Regions from separate parts of the Mus musculus genome. Here region 2 is linked to region 1. A link is a loop called in an ENCODE intact Hi-C map of the cell type or tissue named here. Cell type or tissue: heart. All regions are shown on one strand.

Evidence for each region. Hi-C counts contacts between places; a loop is a spot of excess contacts. Peaks named below come from ENCODE experiments on the same cell type or tissue, not always from the same donor. Only the 100,000 strongest peaks of a DNase experiment are listed, where the experiment ranks them.
Region 2: a loop joins it to region 1, with 4 times the contacts of the local background. A loop is called at or near these places in 3 of 42 quality-filtered maps.

The regions. Positions count from the first base shown.
Region 1 is chr13:110,679,886-110,687,885 of GRCm38, reverse strand. Gm33172 (a long non-coding RNA gene) reads right to left here and starts at 4,008. Exons shown (of 3, transcript XR_382906.3): 1 at 3,782-4,008; 2 at 3,007-3,101; 3 at 1,192-1,966. In heart, no CTCF peak of the experiment used is centred here; a DNase peak (open chromatin) is centred at 4,125.
Region 2 is chr13:110,574,179-110,582,178 of GRCm38, reverse strand. It overlaps Gm32990 (a long non-coding RNA gene), which reads right to left. Exons shown (of 5, transcript XR_873951.1): 3 at 7,008-7,124; 4 at 5,374-5,476; 5 at 3,954-4,021. Among named protein-coding and RNA genes, the nearest start is that of Gm32990, 9.5 kb to the right of the region's middle. In heart, a CTCF peak has its summit at 3,724; no DNase peak of the experiment used is centred here; H3K27ac peaks cover 366 bases.

The sequences.
Region 1 (8,000 bases):
GGCTGATTTTCCTAAGAAAATGGTCTATGCATATGTTCAGCTTCCTAATAAGTTACTAGTAATGTACACATTGACAATTTTTTGTTGTCATGAAGCAGAATACACATGAAAACAATTGAACTATTTGTAGCTCTTTGCCCTTGATAAATGGTGTCATTGGCTGTATTTCCAGTCCTTTGCCTGGCTTTTGTAAGTTTCCATTTTTCTCTGTTTGCCTAACTTCCTGTGGTGCTTTGAACATTCCCGAGGGAACCAACAAATAAAATACCTGGAATCTGGTGCAGGAATCCGAAGGCACAGGTTTTGAATGTTTGCTCTCTTGAGATCACTGGATTCAGATAATTTATTTCTCACAATATAACTATGATGCACACTACTTGGACATCAAAAGGAATCTTTCAAATGAGTTGTACAAAATGGAGACATACGAAAGGCAGGTTTACTCTGTGACTTAAAATGAGCAGAACACACATTGCCTGAAATAATGAACCCAGTCATGAAATGTTTTTTGAAGTTTACCTAAGAATAAGGCTGAGTTATAATTTTAAAAATGTGTATTGTGCCAGGCAGTGGTGGTACATGCCTTTAATCACAGCACTTGTGAGGCAGAGGGAGGTAGATTTCTGAGTTCAAGGCCAGCCTGGTCTACAAAGTGAGTTCCAGGACAGCCCGAGCTATACAGAGAAACCCTGTCTCGAAAAACCAAAAAAAAAAAAAAAAAAAAAAGTGCATTGTTAGACTTTTCCTACACTGTGGGCCTGAATTCTGGAGACTGATTCCTTGGTGTTTTTAGCAGGTAACCAAGACAATTCTGATAGGGAAATATGACTCCACATTTGCAAAGTAGTAAGTTAGAGTTATTATTAACATAGGGAATCACATTCTGGTTCAAGAATACTGCAACTAACTGCCTATTTTCAAGACAACTATATGAAGTAGAGCATTTATAAACCTCATTGTAACAAAAAAGTAGGTAGATGTTTTATTCTCTAGAATATTCTAAATAAACATTAGGTTGTCTTTGCAACCTATGGAAGCAGATGTTCACAAGTTTTGATATATGCATTTTCTTTTAAAAAAAAGAAGGAAGGAAGGAAGAAAGAAAGAAAGAGAGAGTGAGAGGAAGAAAGAAAGAAACAAAGTTGTTTATATTAAAGTGTTTGTTTTTCTCCCTTAGTTATTGGGTGAGAAAACTAATTTTCAAAAAGATTAAGGAATTCCCTTGCAAGTTAAGAAATAACTTCTTTTTGCATTGAGTAGTTAAGCAGAATTTTAACCAGGTAGAGTGGGCATCCGATATAGAGGTGTAATGGTTTTAATGAGAAATGTCCACAGTAGCTTCAGGCATTTGAACACTTGGTCCCTGACTGATATTTCTGTTTGGGTTGTAGTGTGGCTTTGCTGGAGGAAGTACAAGACTGGAGGAGGGCAGAGAGAGTCCATAGCCCAGCCTCACTTGCAGCTCACTCTGATTTGTGACTGCAGTGGAAGGTACAGTCTCTCAGCTTCCTGCTCCCGTTGTCACGCCTGCTTTGCTGCCGTTCCTCCTGAGGACTTGGGTCGTTGTTGTAGAGTGAGGTATGAAGTGTTTTGGGAGCACAGGATGGAAAACATTCTGCCCAGAATATTATGGACAAAGGCAAAATTGTAATGCAACCTTGGACGTTATAGGAAGCGATGGGGTTCACAAATAATATCAGAAGAAGTTGGAATAGAATAAATTATAGTTCTAAATGCTTAAAAATAATTTTTGATCTCCTCAGCTCTCTTCGAATGGGGTCTGGGTGAGTAGATGTCGCTTTTGAAGTAAAATTGGCTCATCTCTGAGAAACTCTCAGTTGCAAATCCAGCTGGTATTTACAAGGGTTCAGTCACTGTATCCCAGGCACTGTTCCAGGCCCTGGGGATAGAGGCACTGTCCTGTTGTCCCAGAACATATACCTCAGTAGACAGAGCAGTGGCTAACCTAGAATATAAACATAATGATCCATGAACAAGAGGAATAAATTTTTAAGAAAGCAAGAAAATGAAGGTTCAAGAATTCCAACTGAGTAATGTGATAAATAATGCTAGAAGGGTCAGTGTTGGGAATTTGGTGGGCAATGCGTTAGAACAGTGGTCTGAATGAGCCAAAAGCAAGCTCTCAGGCAGTACAACTACCGAGGGTGAAAAGACTAGCAATGACCTTGTGTTCAGCAGTAGCAGGTTTCTAATGAATCCACACTCGTAAGATACTTCCTGGAGATTTTCCTCAATGTTCTCCCCCAAGAGACATTGTCCCAGGACAAAGGGATGGGCAGAGAACAAGGGACAGATGAGGAGAGTAGGGGTAAAGTCAGTGTTATGTAGAACCTGATAGACTTGGTCCTCTCTGGGTCTTTCATGTATGGATGTAGGATGGGGAAGTTCAGGTGCAGCAGGTATCAGAGAGAAACTGCCCTGTGGGAATATTCTCACATGATGATAAAGATAAAAGTTAGTAATAACAATGTATGTTTTTCCATGAAGGAGGCTTTCCAAACCCCGTGTTTTCTTTGATTTATCCTATGTATTCTCTCTCCCTGCCCTCTCTGGGAGTGTGCATGTGCGTATGCGTGTGCGTGTGCGTGTGTGCGTGTGTGCGTGTGTGCGTGTGTGTGTGTGTGTGTGTGTGTGTGTGTGTGTGTTTGTGTGTTTGCGCATGGATGCAGTTGAAGCTCACCTTATCTATGGGTCAGATTCTCCAGGGTCTTATTCAGAAAAATAACAAGGAATAATCTTTATATATGTATGGAAATATATCACAATAAAATCCGTTTCCTTCTTTGTATGCTAACTGGTAAGTATTGTTTTAATTAATGGAAAAAAGAACTCAAGGTTTGTATAAGTTGATTGTCCTGGTGGATGTGTAAGTGCAGCAGAGGAGCTATTAACTTACAGCTGCTTACTCGCAGTGGCTCAGCTCTGAGGGAGACGTCCACTTGCCACCCAAAGAAGAAAGAGAAAAAAAGTGACGAGGCCACATACCTTCCCCTAAAATCCTGTCAGGCCTAGAATTTCCCCGTGCGTGTCCTTGCTGAAAGGGTAAAACAGGGCTGGCTGGCAGTGGACAGTGAGATGCTCTGAGGGATAAAAGCAACACAGGAGTTTGGACAGAACTCAGCATGTCTCAACATTCTGGAAAAGACGAACCTATACACAGAACACATGAGTTTCAAAGGCTAAAGGCCTGAGTATGATGTACTTCCTAATTTAACAATAGTGACTTCCTTATAAGAGTTAAACAATTCTTTTCCCTTTAACATTAGCAGAAATAACATACTTACAGACTTGTGTGACTCATTAGTTTAAGACTCGCCCAGAGAAGACGACAATCTCCTCTCAGTGTTTCAGGTTCTTGATCAGACTCAGGAGTCAGAACTTAACTTACTCTGTTGGGCTCCTGGGGACTCTTCATGCTGTGGCTAGCTGTGAGCATCTTGAGCAAACTTCCAGCCCTCTCTGCTTTTAAGGCCATCCCAGGGCAGATGGGGACATGTGATTAGAAAGTTGTGGGCTTGCAAAGTGGCAAGGTAGAACACATGGCAGAGAGGGGCATCTAATTTGTTTGTTAGGTGGTAAACAGCTCTGAAATATTTTGAGACAAGGGTCCCTATTTAACATTAATATATTATTATACAAAGAGTGTTATGATGGTAATTCGTATAATGCTAAAATACAAACATAAGAAATGAGGGAATGTATTTTTAGTCATCCGATGCTAACATGTCAAACCATACAAAAGAAGTAAGAGATTTGTTACCTGTTCGTTGGAAATGGCAGTTACGCCTGCATTTAATAGGCTTCAGCCATTGCGGGATGTTTAAACGCCTTCTTATGAGATAAAGCAATCTTACAGATGCATAAAATTATGCTGCCCACATTCTTTTGGTGCATTGAATCTATGTTTAGCTTGTACTGAAAGGAAATAGCGGCTTGGCTGTGTACACTGTACTAAGGTTTATATTGTAAGCTTTCAAAAGAAAAAAAGTGTGTATTTCCTCTCTGCCAACCCAGTCTTCCTCATTGTATGAAGAAGCTGTATGGGGGATGGGTTTCATGACACAATGGTTGCAGCTAATCATCTTCCCTTGTAGGTGATGCACGTCCGGTCAGATGTGGGAGATACAGATCCGCCTTAGTGATAGACAGCTAGGGAAACGGTAAACAAAGCTGTTAAATCTGGAGGCATGTCTAGAAGGTATGGTACATCCCGAGGTGTTTATATTCTCAGATAGAAACTGCCCCATGGGAATAGCCTCATATGATGGTAAAGATAAAAGCTAATAATAACTGCACGGTTTTCCATAAATTACGGAGGTCTTTCCAAACCCTGTTTCCTTCCGCTGATGTGTGTGTGTGTGTGTGTGTGTGTGTGTGTGTGTATTTCTGTCCTGCAGGCATCATCAACAGGAAGAACAAGATGTAAACTCTGGAGGTGGCAGTGTAGCATCAGACAGAGCATACCTTTGAGAAGCAGGAAGCTCTTCCAGGAAGAGGGGGGCTGTGGATAGCCCCACTTCTTTGCAATTGTTTCTACAGAGTGACTGTAAAACATCTCGGGGAAAAGGATTCTGGTTTGGGAGGAAGAACTTGAGACAGATGAAAGCTTAATCAGCCTCCAAACGCTGACACCATTGCATACGCCAGCAAGATTTTGCTGAAAGGACCCTGATATAGCTGTCTCTTGTGAGGCTAAGCCAGGGCCTGGCAAACACAGAAGTGGATGCTCACAGTCAGCTATTGGATGAAACACAGGGCCCCCAATGGAGGAGCTAGAGAAAGTACCCAAGGAGATAAAGGGGTCTGCAACCCTATAGGAGGAACAACAGTGTGAACTAACCAGTACCCCAGAGCTCGTGTCTCTAGCTGCATATGTATCAGAAGATGGCCTAGTCGGCCATCACTGGGAAGAGAGGCCCCTTGGTCTAGCAAACTTTATATGCCTCAGTACAGGAGAATGCCAGGGCCAAGAAGTGGGAATGGGTGGGTAGAGGAGCAGGGCAGAGGGAGGGTATAGGGAACTTTCTTGTTGTCAAACACCATTACCCACTGAGTAGTCTCATTGACTTGGAGGTAAAACTTTCTTAAGGTTGTACACAGAGTATTATTAAGCCAGGTTGAAAATATCTTCCCTATAAATGTAGGAGTCTTAACAGCTTTACAAAGCAGCGTTTGCTTTATTGACTTCATCACTGTATTACTGTACAGCTAGTACGTGACAGTGCTGTGGGTACTTATGAAAACCTCTTGACCATGGTTCCCAAGTTCTTCACGTTCCTGAAGTCTTAGAACAGATACACGGCCAACAGCAAAGTAAAAACATGGTAGAGAAATTATGTACATACAACAAGTGGTACATGGGACACAACAGGACAATGCAATGAAGCCATTGCAGGAAGGGCAGTGGGTAGAATGGAAGTTCACTTTAAAAACAATGATTCCAAAATTTTTCTCGTTAAAGGTAATCATAGGCTGAAACCGAGAAATGGAGGAGGTGCCAGTTTCAAGATAAGACTGGAGAAAGTATTCCTACAGAGCAGAGAAAAAGATGTAAGCAGGAAGGATCAGGCCCCATTGCTTGAAAAGAGTTGTGTTTCCATGTGTCATGGCCTTGCTGCTCAGAATGGCCAAAACTCATAGCGAGCTTCTCTTTGATCTTTATCTGATCCTCAATTTGGACAAGAAGATTTCACAGGTGTCACTGTGCTAGCCTGTAATCTATCTATCTATCTATCTATCTATCTATCTATCTATCTATCTATCTATCTATCTATCATCTTTCTATGTATCTATCATATAGCTAGCTAATATCTATTTTTATCTAGCATCATCTTGATAGCATTTATATCCCCACGTGTAGGTCATGACCTTTTCATGGGTCAAATGATCCTTTCACAGGGGTCACATATGACCATTGGAAAACACAGATATTTACATGACAATTTATAACAGTAGGACAATTACAATTATGAAGTAACAACAAGATAATTTTATGGTTGTGTGGGGGGTGTCACTACAAAATGAGGAGCTGCACTGAAGGGTCACAGTATGAGGGAGGTTGAGAACTGCTGCCCTGTATCTGTCATCTCTCGTCTGTTTAACCCCAGGTTTTATTTAAGTGTAATCCTTATCCAAAGAGCCTCCTACTTCACCAAGTGACTGAATGCATCTGTATCTGTAAAACATGCCAGATGTTGAATAGGTCATCCCTTCATTCACTAAACACTTGAAGAGAACTTGGTTATATTTGTTTATAGAGGCTGTCAGACAATGTTCTGTTCTGATAACTCAAGTAAGAGCAGGCAGGTCCTCTCTGGCAGTGATGTGACAAGTGTCCAGTCAGCATTTTATTTCCAGGAATATCTATAAACCCACAACGGGGAACTATGCAGCATCATTTGAGATGGGTAACCACATCCCCATAGTTCATACATAAGACCTCCTGTCACAACACATAGTGATCTGGGCATTTTACCACAGTGGAGAGTAAGCGCACAGAAGGGAAAACAGTAGGGGAGCAACCAGTATGTACATTCTAACCCCCATGCCTTTGCACATGCCATTCCATCTCCTTCAATGCCACTCCCTGGATCTTCTCATTTATTCTCATCATTGTATTTTCATCTCTTATGGCTCAAATTAGTCACCCAATACTCAGCATGTTTTTTTTTCCCTTTGTCCAAAATCTTTTTGTGTCCTCCTGTGAAAACTAGACTTCACCCTACCTCTGTCTGATCACACACTGGTTCCACAGAGGTCAGCTGCTGTTCTCCCTCTATTACTTTGCCCCTTCCATGTTTACCTCTCTGATGTCTCATGTATTATCCACCTATGCTTCCGCTGTTTGACAACGAACCCCAAGAGCAGGAGCAGAGCCTGGATCCCATTGCCTGGGTCAAGGCAGAGCGTCATTGCTCAGCCCATGTTCCAGCGAAGGGATGATTGAGTGGGGTGAACTCTTAGATTGATCCGAGGAAATGTGTGACTCTGAATGGTACAATGTGACTCATACTCTACTCAGTACTTGGCTACCAGTGATTTACTTTCTTGGAGACAAGATATGAAATTGCTAGAGAAAAGCCAATTCTAAAGGAAAATAAGCCAGGGAGATGTGAGCTCCCAACCTGGTTTTGGTGTTAGTTGGGTTCACTGGCTTGAGGCAGTCACTCAGTTTTTACTCTTCTCAGCCTTAGTCTGCATGACTCAGAATTATAATTCTGTCCTGAAGTATTATTGGAATATTTAATTAAATAATGTTTCCAAGGTAAAATGGCAAAAAAGAAATTCAATATATACAAATCAGTTATAATTTTAAAAGGCAGCTACTCATTTTTTAACCTAATTAAGGGAGTTTTTTGAAAGTAAGGAAAGCTAAGTCATGCCTCAACTTCATGCAAAGGTCTAGTGTGTCTAACCCCGATTGAAAACTGTAGATCAGGTTTCCAAAGCTCTGAACCCGAGAGTCCTTTATTTCCATTGGTGGCCATAGGACACACTGAATCCTATACTGAGGATCACAGTGACCCTTCTCTGAAAAAGCATATTTTCATCCACTGAGATACATCCAGTTTCTCAGAATGTTAATGAAAGGGTTTTATACTTAATATTAAAGTATAAATTAATATTAATGCTTTAACATTAGTATCCTGACTGGGAGTGTTATGTTTCCACAAGCCTACATCAGCAGATGGGCCAGCTGTGGTGTGGCAACATGTCTCAGCTATAGCCTTAGGGAGGCTGAAGATTCACAGGGCATCCTGAGTTGATTTACGCTGATTTCAGGAGGCCAACCAAACCAAAACACACGGGAAGGATGTGAACCGGATATGTGCAGGTGTACCTCATGCTGTACTCTCATGACATGTTTGCTGAGTGAGGACACATCATCATTTTCCCACCAGTGTCAGTCAAACCCTTCCCCAAACTTCTGAGTCATGAAAGGCTTGGGGCTATTTTCCAAGCTTGAGCAACAAGGACAG
Region 2 (8,000 bases), 110 kb after region 1:
TAGCTGAGTAGTACTCCATTGTATAAATGTACTGTGTTATGGAAATGTCTATTTTTTTCAAAAAGAAATTTCCTCTGATGTGTCTGGGCAATGTGTGTCTGTGTAATTGTGCCGAATGGTATTCCTCTGCTTAAAGGTACTGAGCAAGCAAAGTGATATTTGCCTAATTTAGAGCAAGAGTCACCGGAATTGGTTTCTATGGAAAAAGTAGACAGCCAGTGGGAGAAAACATAAGACATGTCCTTGTAAGTTAAAAGCCCAGGCAGAGATATCCACAAGCAGATAGGGCTTTGCACAGACCAGTTCAACTGGTTTTGACAGTGTCAAAACAGATGGTCAGGCCTAATCATCCTAGTACAAAAGATTTTCCAAATAGTTTTTCAGTTTCTGGATATACTCAGTGCTCTTGATTCCAAGAGCAAAGTCACAGGCAATGTGATCCTATGTGATGCCTATTTTCCAATCAAGCCACTCTATTTCTGAATATCTGATGTAGTAAAAGAAAACGTGCTTATGCATCTGTACATGTGAGCAGAGATTGCAACTGAACGACAACCCCACTATCCCCATCTTACTAACAATCTTCAGTCAAAGAAATCATTCCTAGAACGGTGGCCACGGAAGCTACATTCCTTCTCTATGGGAGGGTATGGCCAAGATCAACAAAGATCATAAGTTTTGGAGGCAAATGAAGCTTAGGACAACCTACAACCATTGGCTATCAAAACTTGAAAGGGATGTAACTTTTATAAAATCTGTGGTCTTTGGACCCTTAGAATCAGAAGTAAACCCCAATGTCAGATTTTACATTTTGAGTAGGATAAATTATAATTATATTTCCTTCACACAGATATGTTCTAAGTAGGATTCATCAATTTCTAATGAGTTCCTACAATAATAATACTTCATATTATCATCCTTTAGATTTTAAAAAAATTTCCAGTTGGTTTACCATAGTTTTTCATGGTTTCCCTGCCTTAGAGCTGGGAGTTAGTTCACAGTGAAGTCTGAAGTTAGAGAATTTGATCTATCTGTGGTTAATAACTGAAAAGGACAAGATTGAGACTCAAATATTATGGTTCGGAATTGAACCACTCTGGACCTTAACTTGCTTATAATTTTATCAATTCTGTGTAAAAGCAGAAGCAAATCTCCCCAATGCATCTTTGGTTTTCTTGAAAAAAATATTTATGTTATATTTATGTGTATGTGTGTGTATCTCTGTCTTTCTATGTCTCTGTCTTCTACTGCCCGTGTGTGTGTGTGTGTGTGTGTGTGTGTGTGTGTGTGTGTGTGTGTGTGTTCTCACATGCATGTGGCCATCTGTAGAAGCCAGGAGGCGAAAACAAACCCCGTGAGGCTGGAGTTACAGGCGCTTGTGAACTACCCCATATATTGTGGCTGGGAGCCAACCTCCAGTCTTCTGCAAGAACAGCAAGTGCCCCTGAGTGATCAGGCCCTTTTCCAGCCCTCACCCCCGTTTTTCTAATTGGCATTAGTAAGATACCCTCTGTATACACAGTTGATATTGCTATCTTTGCACTCTGCCAAGATTTAGGTGAAATTACTACATCAACAAATAGAAGAAGACTCCCAAGTATTATAAAATTAAAAGCCTTGTTATTTTCTATCAAAACTTTATATGCTGCTGCTGCTAACAGGAAATAAGCAAATTTATTTTCCTGTTTATTTGCATTTCTTTTCTTAGTCGGCGATGGTTAAAGGTAAAAAGAAACACAAACATGAGCATCATAACAGCCCGTTTAAATCATGCACACCCTGGAAGAGACTGCCTTGAAAAGTCTTCAGACCTCAGAGCTACACAAAAAGAAGCCATAATTATTCAGCCTGTACAACTGTGAACTCTGATGAGAATTTTAAAGAGTTCTCCACAAGCAATCTTTTCACCTCATTTCCAACTTCAATTATTTAATCATCTTGAATTCAGTGCCTGGTGCGTATGAGAACTTGGAGGGCAATAATGAAGAACATTAAATTATATTTGCAAGGGGAAATATTGAAGTTCAAGTTTTAGCGGTAGAAATTAAGGCTGGCTGTTTTCATCAATATACTGAAATATGCCCCCAAAATGAGTGGCTTGAATCTTAAAATGGAAAAGGAACCCTGATGAGGGAGACCAGTCTCCTTTCATCCCCATCTGTATGTCGTTCCCTTGTGTCTGATGGTAGAGGAGGTCCACTAGAAGCCTCCTGCTAGGGACTCCAGCAAAAGGAGCTAGTCCAAGCCTAGTTCTTGGGGGTTGAACACAGCAGGGGAGGTCTCCTTTCACTCTGCTAAACTTCCTGCTGTGTTGAGTAGAAAACCAAAACTCCAAAGTCTAAAATCTTTCCAAAGAAATGCAGACTTCCTTTCGGGTCAGGGTCCACAGAGACAGCTCTGCCCAAATCTATCATACACTGAAAGATACATATAGCCTTCTCTGACCATGTCAGCTCAAAAATCAGTCTCTGAAGTGGATAGAACACGTATCCTCCAGATGACAAAGCCCGAGAAGAATGTAAGAAAAGTCAGGCATGTCTATTGTACCATAATAGATGATATTCGTGCAGAAAAGGTGTGTTCTCGGCCATTTTATCATTCAGCATAGTTTCAGTTTACATAATGATAATACCTTCTGCTGCTGCAGAAACAGAGTCCTGTAAACATTCTCTTCTCTGTCTTACTAAGTAAAATGCCAAAAGCAACCTATCCAACAGCCCTTTAAAGATAAAACAGTAAGGATTATGGTAGCTAGCTAGCTTGCTCCAAATTGTAGCTACTAGACGGCAGTATTTCCATTTGGCTAAACCTCTAATTCACATTCTAGAAAGCTGTAAGTTCAAGTTTATGAAGCTGACTCACAGCAGAATCCTCTGTGGATATGGGGATTCTGTCAAGGACACTGTCTCTTTCTCAGTAGCCTGTGGGCACATTTCTGTATCTTTAAACTTGAGACGAACAAAGTATTCCAGGTAGAAAAGGTAAGAATGTCATTATCTAACTAATGTCTCCAGCGTTCATCCAATTAAATCATTGAAAAGATAAATGACAAGAAAGTCCATAGGTGATATAACTATAGTTCCAGTCTGATGACCATTGACATGTCCCCTATAGCAGAGAAAGGAAGCATGCTACTTTATCACCATGTGATAAAAACATCTTTTTGGAAAATTGACTCTTTTGGAACAAAAGTTATTTCTGCCAAAGCAAGTTTCTCTTATCAAATACTTTCCCTAGAGCTTCTATGTGGAAATGGCAAGCCTAGGGAATTATTAAATTTTTTTCTGCTTCATTTGTCCCATATGCTTGCAATTTTCTGCAGTACTCTTTTTGTGAACAACACTGCACAAATCCAAGACTTAGCTTCAATCAGGGAATCCATAACCATAAAATGAAAGTCCCATGGTACGATGGAAAACTTAATAGTAATTGAAGCTGCAAAATCTTCTACAGACAAAAACTACCTAGAAAAGCGTGTTCAACTGCCTAAAATTATTACAAACCATATCAAGCCTAGCTCACCTTCTTCCCCAGGGCTGGGACTTGATTCTGTCATCAGAACCTGAACAGTCTCTTCCATTGTCCTTAGACCTAGCTGGTTAATGCAAGAGCTGTCATTCCACAAGGGAGTGGGTGCTGGCTCTAACCTCATACGCCAGTAGAAAACATTCCAAGAGACTAAAATAAAATTACAGATTTCTAGTTTATAGCAGAATAAAGGAATCTGGGAACTAAGCTAAACACCGCAAGAGGGGAACGTCGTTCAGTTTAACTCTAGCTCAAATATGTTGTCGGAAACGTTGAAGAATCAGCAGGGGTTTTATTTAGCCCAACAGGAAAAAACACTAATATTTGGACTTCTTGTCATGTCTAATTTTAGTTTCCTAACACGTGGACAATTTCACTTTATTTCTCAGCTCTCAGCAAAGTATTGACCAATTACCTTGGCCAACAGTTGTTTTTGTAAAAGGTTATTTTGATGGTCTTGGTGAAACTGTTAAAAACAAACTTGCTTTCTGACCTGGGAAAGGAAAAAGCCTTTATCAGACGTAGAAAATCACTGTGTTATTGAATCCAAATTTCAACACAACTTTATCCCTTTGGAAATTTTAGATAAAAAGCGCTGCTTGAAATAGAAAAGGCAAACAAAAAACAGTCCCAGAGGTACAACGAACATACATCCTGTATGAAGTTAAGGAAAACACTATGCACAAACTACATGTTTTTATTGTTTCCCTTTTAAAGTGTCCATGAATTGAATAGCTCTTTTGACTCTTTTTTATTTTTATTAAGCTATCATTATTGTGGCTAAAATCAACATATTAACTTAGCTTTCTTCTTTGACTATTGAAATTTTTATTCTTTTACCTAAAGAGTGAATGAGAACACAGACCCCACCCCCAACAAAACAAAACAAAACAAAACAAAACAAAACAAAACAAAAGCAAAAACAAAAACAAAAACCAGAGGAAACCAGATCTCTAGTTTGTCTCAAGTCTCTTCATGATTCAAAGAAGTTGATGTGCAAATATTAACATTTATCAAGGTTATCAGAAAATATAATAGATGAAGAGTCCTTAAACACAGAACAAAAATCATGATACATGAAAGAAAAAAGAGAAAATATGAAAATAACTAGAGATGTTGAAAATATCTCCCTGTTTCTTAATTGATACTGAAATCATTTGTAGTGAAACTGAATGAAAAAAAAGTAAAAATAAACAACCCAAAAACAAAAACAAAAATATAATGTGAGAAAAGATTGTGCATATACAACAAATGTTTATTATTGCATATCCATCAAACCACCTGTAAAGATTTCTCCAAACTCAACAATTAATATGCAAACACCCCTCCCCCCTTAGAGGACTGAAAAAGACATTTACCAAAGAATGATTTTAATCATGGCAAATAGAAACTTGAAATTTGTTCAACAACATTAGTTAGTGGAAAATTAATGCAAAATTAACATAACCATGAAGTTCAAGTATATATATATTTGTCCTGGGCAACAAATTCCAGAGAGACTAGGGACAAGGAGGACTCTTATGCATTTCTGGTAGGAATGGAATGCGGTCCACTCTTCCTGGGACTTTTACTTACCCAAAAGAAATAAACACCTATTCCCACACAGGTATCTTTAATATCTTACTTTTCAAATGTGCCTGGAGCAGGTAAGTGGACAATGCTGATAAATACCATCTTGGGAGCAAGCTATTCGTGGCAGAAAAACCAGGGATGAGTATTAAAGTCATTACGTTGGGTAAAATAAACTGGTCATGAAAGATGAATTGCACAATCAGTGTGAGATTTCATTCATATCACAGTCTCCAAAGACCCAAGCCTATCATGACAGGAGCAGATCAGTCTTACCTGGATTTGAAAGCAGAGGAGGATTAGACTGCAGTATACGGTATAGGGAGAGTAGTCGATCGTGTCAACTCTGTGTTCTTACTGTGATCACAGTTATCTAGCTCTATACATGTAATGAAATCATAGCATTATATTTTAAAAATCAATTTTCCTATGTCAATTAAAATATAACACTATTTAATGTATAAAGAACAAGGAAGTGTTACTTTTTTTTATTGTTCTTGAAACAGTATTTTTGCAATATAGCCCAGGCTAGTCTTAAAATGCTATCTCCCCTTCCTTAGCCTTTCAAGGATCAAAACTACCAAGCCTGACTTTAACAGGGCTTTGAAAACATTTTCTACCTCCCATTCTATAATCAGGAAATGTGTAAGTAAAACTCTATTATTGACAAATAACTGAGAGAAATTATTTTTCTTCAGTTTCTTGGGTCTTCAAAAGCTAAAATTAGATTTGTCCTTCTTCTCAACAAATCTAGTAGTAGATGCTATCATCACCACCAAGAGTTCAGCCTATGCTGGGAGGGATGACATCCACTCGAAGTCCCAGGAACTCTGGAAACTGAGGCTAATGGATCCCTTAAACTCATGAGCTAAAGGTAACCCTGGGCAACAAACCTAGGCCCCGTTTAAAAGTAACAGGAACCAAAAGGCATTGACCTAAGCACCCCAAACGCGTATCTAAATCAATACACAGCATGCCAGAGGAAGTCTGTCTCCTGAAGGTCACCTTTGAATACTGTAGCACACTGGATCATGTAGAGGTTGAATAACTAAATCTCTTGGCTGACAGATGACTGACTTCATATTAAATCTGGCTGGTGTGGCCGTGGGGGTCTGTGCTTTCAACTGTGATTGTAACTGATTCTCTCTTAATTCACCTCAGTAAACATTAAGCAGAAGCACATTCTATCCAAAGCCCTAGGCCAGACTTTGTACCTTCAAGTTCTTAAAAATGCAATAACGCGTACACAGGAGCCACAGTGTCTTTTCTTCTGTCCTTACAGCCACACCTTTTCCCCTCCCCCCGCCTTTCCTGAAATTATATTAATAAAGATGCAAAGTTTTAATCATTTGAATGCATTTGTTTAAATATGTAAAATAATACATTTGCCACAGGGTCTAGATTCATCATGCACCGTTCTCAGGTATGACCTTATTACAGACGTTAGATTTTCAAACACTTTAGAAAGGCAAATACTTCACCTTTATTCAACTCTTCTGTGAGTGAATGATACACATCATGTCATTGCCTGAAGGCCATGTGAATGGACTTCATGCTAGATGTCAGAAATGACATCTGTCGTCTCCAGGTTTGCATGAAGGAATATTGATTTTTGGATCTGTTTTGTTTCTTTCAGCCAGTTGTTTCCATTGAGAAGGAAGCTGAGCTAAGGTATTTGATATCTACAGATGCAAAGCCTTGACTGAAGCAAGGTATTTGTTATCCATGGAGGATAAAACATGACTGACAGAAAACAAATCATTTCTTTTAGATAGTGAAACTCCTGCTGCAATGGCTTAGTCGATGGTGATTTGCATCTCATTAGGATTCCACAGGCCAACCACAGCTCCTTTCACTTGGCTTAATACTCCAAAAACAATAAGGAGGAACATAGAGATGACAGCTATTACCAAGAATAAATCTGTTGTTCCATTCCAGAGAGAGCAGAATTTATGGTTGTGCATTTCCACATAGTGACGTACAGTTTGGTCCCATCATGCGTCCTGGAAAATTGAGCCAAGAACCTGCTGAAATAATATAGAAAGGCTTGAGCAGTGGAAGGATTTTTAGCTTCAGGAGGATGGCAGTAAAACCTGGCAGCAGGAAAAAATAAAAGGAATGAGCATCACAGAAATAAACAGGAGGGACCAGATGTTGGCAGCTGACTGGGAAACGGGCACAGCTGGGCAAGTCCATCTCAGTAAAGGCCTTGGAACTGATATATCTAATCGACAGATAAGTGGTAGATCGCTGTTCCCCATGCCACATGTTAATTTTCAAATGTACAAACAGTGAATGACCTCTTGTTTACATAATTCTTAGTTACTACACACACACACACACACACACAGAGAGAGAGAGAGAGAGAGAGAGAGAGAGAGAGAGAGAGAGGGAGAGAGAGAGAGGAGGAGGAGGAGGAGGAGGAGGATTTGTATACAGTTGGCATTAATCAAATTAACTAGGCAAATTCTAACCAGCTTCTACATGTATACTGGGCTGACAAGAATAGTTGACTTTGTGGCTTCCTCCCTGCAGAAGAGGGGGGCAATTGCCATCACCTGAAATCATGCATGTATGATCTCTCTATCTGCATGCCTTCCTTTGATTTCCAACAGAATACGACTCAATTAAAACAGGACATTCTATCTAGCCAAAATAACCAAGATGCGCTGTTACATAAATCCAATTCTAGAAAGAAGAGACAGACTATAGAAGCAATCTCATTTGACCAGCCAGTTTTTAATTGATATGTGGTATTATAGATTAGTTAAAATGATGATGCTTGCCGCAGCAAAACTGAGATATTAAGATAATTATCCTGGTGCAGGAACTTGATTACAGAATGCTTATTAATCAGGATTATCAACAAAGGATGGAAGATTTCAACTAAATGCTTCCTGCTG